2 separate regions of the Homo sapiens genome follow, and region 1 is linked to region 2. A link is a contact called in ENCODE Hi-C data. All regions are on one chromosome and are shown on one strand. Each heading gives the region's core, a stretch centred on a gene start or an enhancer-like site at or near the end of the contact. The rest is flanking DNA. Distances are from core to core; before and after follow the strand shown. Region 1 overlaps MUSK (muscle associated receptor tyrosine kinase). Region 2 has its middle 28 kb from the start of MIR7702.

Region 1 (3,843 bases), core at 811-3,310, 520 kb before region 2:
GTTCTGTTTCAGAGGACAAAGCACACAGAGGCCCAGACTGTGTTCCTCGAGCCCTACCCATTAGCCCCAAGATCATAGAAAAATCTTCCAAGCTGGAAACTGGTTGACAATGATCCTGACTTTCAGTAGGTGTGTTTTTTAAACTCTGTATACCTTTTTCCTCTACCTGTGTTGTTATTTGAATATGAAGTTGGGAGAAGACATATCAGAGATTCCCAATCTAATACGTTTTAAATTTGACGTTTTTTTCCCTTAGACTAGCATTAATTGTGTTTCACAACAAAACGAGATAGCATTTCATCTCACGGGACAGTACACTAGATTTCATGAGGTCTCATATTATTTACAGTAAAAAGTTTCTTTCATAAACGCGCTTTTTTCAAGAACAATTTACCATGATGATGTCTTGAAAACACAGAATTTAGGCTCTGCCACAAATTTGCTTTAACATGTAATGATTCATCAAGTTTTGTTCTCCATATACTATTTTAGAGAGTACTGCTTGGCAGTAAAGGAGCTCTTCTGCGCAAAAGAATGGCTGGTAATGGAAGAGAAGACCCACAGAGGACTCTACAGATCCGAGATGCATTTGCTGTCCGTGCCAGAATGCAGCAAGCTTCCCAGCATGCATTGGGACCCCACGGCCTGTGCCAGACTGCCACATCTAGGTAACACAGAGTTCTCCCAAGACTTTGGAGGTTAAGAGAAATTTACTATTTTGAAGAAACTAAGGTGTGAACTTAAAGCTTCTAATATTTCTAGGCATTTCTAATTTTTTTTTTTTGAGTTCTGCCTTCCTTAGATACCTACTAGCGGAATCCTAATGCTATCCTAATTGTACAGATTAGCGTAAAGATTTATTTCATTTGCTCTAAAATAAATGAAACAGCACTTTTAATTACTGCTTGACATTTTAGATTCTTTCATAGGGAATCTTATGAGAGCTTGTAACATTTTCTGGAGTGTGTAGAAAAATGGCTAAGAAACATCTTATATTTTGTCAGCAGAGTGGAATAAAGGAATAAAGTCCTTTTTCTTAGCCAAGAAAGCATGCTAAAATAAGACACATGTTTGAAAATGCTGATCTCACAAAACAAAATTGAATTGCTTCATGTTGCTTTAATGAACTTTGTTTGTAAGGAACTATGTTGTTATCCCTAACAGCTGGTTTAATTTCAAAGACCCAATTCTTTCACATTCGAATGCAAAGAATGTTTTCCAGTTGTATATTAAAAAGCTGAGAGAGAACTTGCATTTCTTAGCACTCACTCTCTCACAGAATATGTGAGATATCTGGATGCTCACTTAAAACAAATTTTTATCCTTTCCCCTTCAGATTATAACAAAGAAAACCTAAAAAGTAAGTAATTGTGTTTGTGCCCTTGAAACCTTATGTGTATGTAATTGGATTCATGCATGTGTGTTTACACTTATATTTCCTGATGCCCAGAACAGAATGTACAGCCGCTCTCAAAGTCTTCTCACCATACTCATCCAGGGTATAACATGAGGGAAAATCATGGAAGGTCTCAGTTTATAACTTTTAATTAGACCGTAGAGAGTACCATATTTAGTGAGTCATACAAATGCTATCTCCCACCTCAAGGTTTTTAGTCTGTTTTATTTCTTATATGGCTATAAGTAAGCCAAATTTAAAATGTCACCTTTTGATTTTATATTCTTGATTCAGTATAATCTAATTATGTATAGATGAAACCCAACATTTATTTCTTCATTGAGCCAATTCATGATCTTCATTTGTGACAATAGATCCCTCTTTTGGAAGTTAGGTATTTTTTTAAGACAGCTGATTTCCAGTATAAAGTTTATAGGATCAAATCAAATGGCTTTAAAAAGGTCATCACAAAAATCTCTGGGAAAGAATTCAAGAAGGTTGCTTGAAAAGGGATGTCGTACAAAATAACTTGTATCAGATAGTGCTTTAACCTGTCAGAATGCAGAAATCCTCAGGATGAAATTAGAAAAGCTTTTCATGTCAACTAACTTCCTCTGGTCTCAGCGTTCTAAGGCTTAAATCACACTTACTTCCTGTAATACATATTCCAGCCCTAATCTCCTCTGCATTTGACTAGGTGCCAGGACTTGATTTTACCAGCTTGCTTAAAGGACCAACACTTAAAAGTATTAAAAGCAAGAATGCTACTGGTCCTAGTTGAATTACTCAGAGGTATTAAACAAGAAGAGTTATGGAAACCTTAAAAATCTATTATTCTGGTAGCCTGTCAAATTGTTATTCCCAAATCGAAGGAATAAAAAAAAATTTCAATTCTTTGTTATATGAGCAGCCAAAGTTTACTTTGATTGGACTTTGAATTGATTACTGTGCTCTTTGTTATCCATCGATTGCTCACTCATCCATTCAAACATTCATTGAGGGTTTGCTGTGTGGAAGGACCAGACCATTCATCTTAAATTAGACAGGAACAATACACAAAAAAGCATCCACATTTCTGCCTTTCACACTAATTATAAAGGAATTTTGAGCAGCACAAACTAGCTACAATAATAAATTTTCTAGTCTTTAAAAAACAGCTTTATGAAATCTTCGATACATGTAAGAAAATGAGCTCCTAATGTCATGAACTAACCATTTAAACTGAAAGTAGGGCAGGGAATATCTGAAAGTATGCTCCTTGAGTTAAGGCAATTATTATTAAAAGAGTTGGCTTTAGCAGGTCAATAGTGGAGCAAAGAAAACATCCTTATTAGGCAGTGTCCCATATTTTATAGGGGTGTGTAAAGACCTTAAGTATTTTCCAAAGAGTGTCTTGATTTCTGAGTAAACTCTAAAGAATATCACCAGCTCATTTGGAGGGGTCACAAAAGAGCTGTTAATCATTTGTTTATCTTTGCATTATTTTCTTCTTCCTTGAGCATAGGGACTAGAATTTCAGTAGTTTTTCTTTTTTATAATTTCTTTGGCTGAAGTGAAACATCTTTTTGAGCAGGCAATGCCTTTGTGCTATTTACATTATTTGTAAGCAAGGATTACACTATTCCTCTCTTCCGTGAGACTTCACATACTTTATTACAGAAACACTCAGCAGTGAATCTGTCTTCTATTTCAGAGCTTCTGTGGAGAAAAGGTTAATTTGTCTTAATCATTGAAATAATTACTTTTCTCTTGAATTCTCTTTTTCCTTCCATCTTTGCTCTTTCTATACATATACATGGAGAATAAAGGACCCAATGAATGTACCCAAATCCAAACTGACTAGTGTGATACATACATTATCTCTCTTAATACTCCCAATAGTTCTACAAAATTAAGTACTATGAACGTCCTCCATTTTACTTACAACCCAACATGAGAAAGAGAGATTAAGCAATGTGTCCAATTTTACCCATCTAGTAAGGTGATAAGCCAGAATTTGAACTGAAATCTATCTGATTCTGGCTCTGTCTTCAGAGCCAGAATGTTATACCTGATGCATTTCTGTTATTACTAATGTTTCTTAAAAAATTCCAAGACCTCATGTGTAATAAAGCTTAACTGATTGTTTAACTGATTCATTCTTGAATAAATTCCACTACCTTTTCACATTTGTTATAATTGATTATTCTTAAGAAGCTCTAATTGATAAAAATTTTATTGTTCACAATTTTAAATCACCCAGGCCACTTGATGATTTGACTTTTTGTTAACATTTAAATGAATACATGCTTTGTGTCCCAGACCATTTTTCCATAATGATCAGCTACTATTTTGCCCACGAATGAAATCATGAAGCGTCAGTGTCTCTGTGTGTGTGTGTGTGTGTGTGTGTCTGTGTAAAACTCATGAATTATTTCATAATTTGAAATGTGGTTTGGGTAATTTTT
Region 2 (3,858 bases), core at 934-3,433:
TATCCCAAATGTGTGAAAAGATTATGTCTACATCTATAACTATATCCATATTTATATCCATTGGTCTATCTCTCTCCATAGAAAGACACCCAAAAATCTATCAGAGGCTGCCTCTGGGAAGGACAATGGATAGTGGAGTACAAGGAAGAAAGAAAAACTATTTTCTTTATATCCATTTATACTACATTCATTTGTACCCTTTGGACCTCAAGCCCTACTACCTTTTCAAAATTTATTTTTTATATTTTTTCATATTTTTTAAATTAAGAAAACGCACTTTTATTACAATGCCTTTCTTTAACTTTTCCTTTGCATTAATTAATGTAATTAGAAATGTAAACTATCTTTTTTCCTGTTTTTATTGTATCTATTTACAGGGTATGATGTGATGTTTCAATACATGTATACACTGTTACACTTAACAGGCTATTTACCATATCCATCACCTCAAATATTTGCCATTTTTGTGGCCAGAACATTTAAAGTCCTCTCTTTTAGCTATTTAAAGTATGCAGTGCATTATTACTAACTATAGTTAACATGCTGTGCATAGATCACCAGAACTTATTCCTCCTGTCTAATCGAAACTTTGTGTCTTTTGACAATATCTCCTCTTTCCCTATCTACCTCCCCAATTCCCAGCCTCTGGTAACTATCATTCTACTCATTATTTCTACAAGTTCAACTTTTTCAAAACTCCACATATAAGTGAGATCATGTGGTATTTGTCACCCTGGGCCTGGCTTATTTTACTTAGCATAATTCCCTCCAGGTTCATCCATGTTGTTGCAAATGACAGAATTTTCTGCTTTTTAAAGGCTAAATAGTATTCCATTGTATACATATACCACAGTTTTTTAATCCATTCATCCATTAGTGGGCACTTTGGTTGTTTCCATACCTTGGCTATTGTGAATGATGCTGCAATGAACACGGGAATGTAGCTATGTCTACAACATGCTGATTTCATTTCCTTTGGATATATACTCAGAAGTGGAATTGCTGGATCACATGGCAATTCTATTTTTAGTTTTTTGAGGAACCTCCACGCTGTTTTCCAAAATGGCTGTACTTCATGTAAGTATGAAGTACTCAAATGTTCTAAATATGAATTTGAAGCATTAAAAAAATGCAGACTGTATTTCTGTTGATTATTTGATTCATTTCTTTGATCTAAAGTTATTCACAAAACTGATTAAAATATTCAGGAGTATAAATAGCTCAAATTTATTCTATAAATAGTTCAAATTTATTCTAGGTTTTAAACAGCATATATGTTTTTTTCTTTGACATCATAATGTAAGAAATAAGCATTCCCCCTTTCTAATTTTTTTTTTTGCCTTTGTGATACTTTTCTAGGATCATATGGGAACACACAACAATGCAGCAGATTGGACCCATTGTTTCTGTATATTACATCATTGCCGTTCTTAAGTGAATACAAAAAGGAGCACACTAGATCCCATTGAATACTTTGCCAACTTGGCTACTCTACATTAATGCGTCATTTAATTCGTACAAAGCCACTATGATGAAGGTATTATTATCCTCATTAATGTGAGACTCAGAGAATCAAATACACCCGCTGGGCTGGGATGCAAACCTGGGTATATTTGGTGCCTAGTGGAGAGTGGACATGGGGTCAACAAGAATCACAAAAAACGGGTTGTGCATAGCGACTACATAAACAAATGTGTGTTTTTAATAAATGGTTTTTAATGGAAGTTAATGAGGGCATATCATTTCTAAAATATTTGTAAAATGATAATAATTATATTAAGTATAGATAATAAAACAGACTTAGATCTGACTCTTAATACAAAAGGTCAAAAATTAATGTAAGAATCTTTTGAAGTTCAGCTTAAATAATATTGCAAACAGTTTAGATGCTACGTTAGCTTTACTACTGAGAAAACTCAATCATCCTGGCCAATTTTTGTAAATTTTTGCACTGGTATATCATGATAGTGGTCAAATATTTGTGGCTTATTTTATCCCAAATCTGCACATTTAATTCTCTGTTGAATGGATTTGGGTTTTTAGGTTTACTTTTCAGTATCTGGTTTAAAGGAAAAAGAACTCTCCATCACAGCAGGCACCAAACTTGGAAATAGCAGGAAGAACTTAGAACGTAAATTCTTTCTCAGTCCCAAAAGAGATGCTGTTCCAGCAAGACTCGGGTCAGAGGGCTGGGCACTGCTGGGGCAAGTCATGTGGCTGATCTGAGATGAACTTGTTTTGTAAAGAAACAGATGATTTCTAGCTATGAGGCTGTTGTTCCTGTAACTTTTTAGCAACAGTTAAATCCATTCCAAAATGACAAGCAACAGAAAAGAACATTCTGAATAAACTACAGATGAATGGAGTTTTCTCCTGCCTCCTTGGGAATATTATGAGCATCTTACAAAAGGGGTCATATCCTGTTTCTTTCTCTGGTTGCTACAACTGTGGTTTGTATATTGGCTGTATCACTAATGTGAATTTATAATCCAAAAATGCCAAAAGAAAAAAAAATTAGCACTCCTTCACAAATATGCATTTTTTTTTCTTTCCCCACCTTCCAACAAGCACTGTTCTAAGTCATCATTATTTTTTTCTGTGCTGGAAGCAAATCCACACGTCTTTTTCATATCCTACTGTTAGTACGGAAGGTGAAATACTGACATAAATGAAAGGAGTTGCAAGTTCAGCATTAATATAAAACAGGCAAACAGTGTTGAGAGCGTTTATAACTCAACAGTGCCCCCTAGTGTAAGTTCAAAAGATAACAGGCTGGAGAAAAGTACATTAGAAGACATTGACGAATTTATATCCTTTTAAACTATCAAGGAATTTGTCTTTTGGGGTAAACCTATTTACTTTATCAAGATACATATATTATTTTCAACTAATAATAGGGCATTAAAAAGATCACATTCTGCAGCCATAAAAAAGAAAGTTCATGTCCTTTGCAGTGACACGGATAAAGCTGGAAGCCATCATTCTCAGCAAACTAACACAGGAGCAGACAACCAAACACCGCATGTTCTCACTCATAAGTGGGAGTTGAACAATGAGAACACATGGACACAGGGAGGGGAACACCACACACCGGGGCCTCTCAGTGGGTGGAGGGCAAGGGAAGGGAGAGCATTAGGACAAATACCTAATGCATGCGGGGCTTAAAACCTAGATGACGGGTTGATAGGCACAGCAAACCACCACGGCACATGTATATCTATGTAACAAACCTGCACGTTCTGCACATGTATCCCAGAACGTAAAGTAAAATTTTTAAAAAATAAAAATAAACAAAAAGATCACATTCAAGTGGGAGGCAATGGCATCAAGGTGTATGGAGACAGTGAAAAGTACCAATGCACATTTTGAAAGAAAGAGAGAGAGAAGGAGGAAGAGAATGGATTGCCACCAAAGCATACCAGCTAGAAGGAATAGCAAGAACTTGGGTGATAGTAATACGGTATTATTCTCTGAGCCAATACCCAGGGCTGTTGTTTCCTTGTAAAGTTCTTCTTGACCACCCGCTAGCACTGATGACCTCTGGCCACCAGGGCTCCTCAGTTTTCTATGGAATAATTTGTGCTTTTGTTCCGCCAAAGCTTGGGAAGCTGGAAATTAATCTTCTTTGCTTAAATAACCATGGCTCTTTCCAGAAGTTTCTGATCCCTGAGAATTACAATACTTTGGAATCATAAAAAGGAATGCTATGAAGCCAGACAAGAAGGTACTCAGCAAGCCAAAGACTCCGCCTAACAACCCTGGAGTGTGTCATGCTTTAAAGAATTTCTCCTTACTGGACCCAATTGATGTCCCAAGATGGAGCATCTATCATGCATATTGGCTCTCATATCTTCATTT

The links. A loop is a pair of places that touch in the nucleus more often than their neighbours do. Pooled maps may share reads with other maps.
Region 1: a loop to region 2 is called in a map of cardiac septum, with 5 times the contacts of the local background. The contact joins two enhancer-like sites. A Hi-C loop is called at or near these places in 3 of 168 maps with a recorded cell type or tissue (cardiac septum, dorsolateral prefrontal cortex and posterior cingulate gyrus) and 5 of 50 pooled maps.

The regions. Positions count from the first base shown.
Region 1 is chr9:110,775,296-110,779,138 of GRCh38, forward strand. MUSK (muscle associated receptor tyrosine kinase) reads left to right here. Exons shown (of 15, transcript NM_005592.4): 10 at 493-668; 11 at 1,337-1,360. The region is part of intron 2 of LOC107987115 (a long non-coding RNA gene); the gene reads right to left. Among named protein-coding and RNA genes, the nearest start is that of MUSK, 110 kb to the left of the region's middle. Within about 2 kb of position 2,061, at least 2 of the 41 ENCODE cell types and tissues checked have a DNase peak (open chromatin) inside an H3K27ac peak, as active enhancers do.
Region 2 is chr9:111,296,793-111,300,650 of GRCh38, forward strand. No RefSeq gene overlaps it. Among named protein-coding and RNA genes, the nearest start is that of MIR7702, 28 kb to the left of the region's middle. Within about 2 kb of position 2,184, at least 12 of the 41 ENCODE cell types and tissues checked have a DNase peak (open chromatin) inside an H3K27ac peak, as active enhancers do.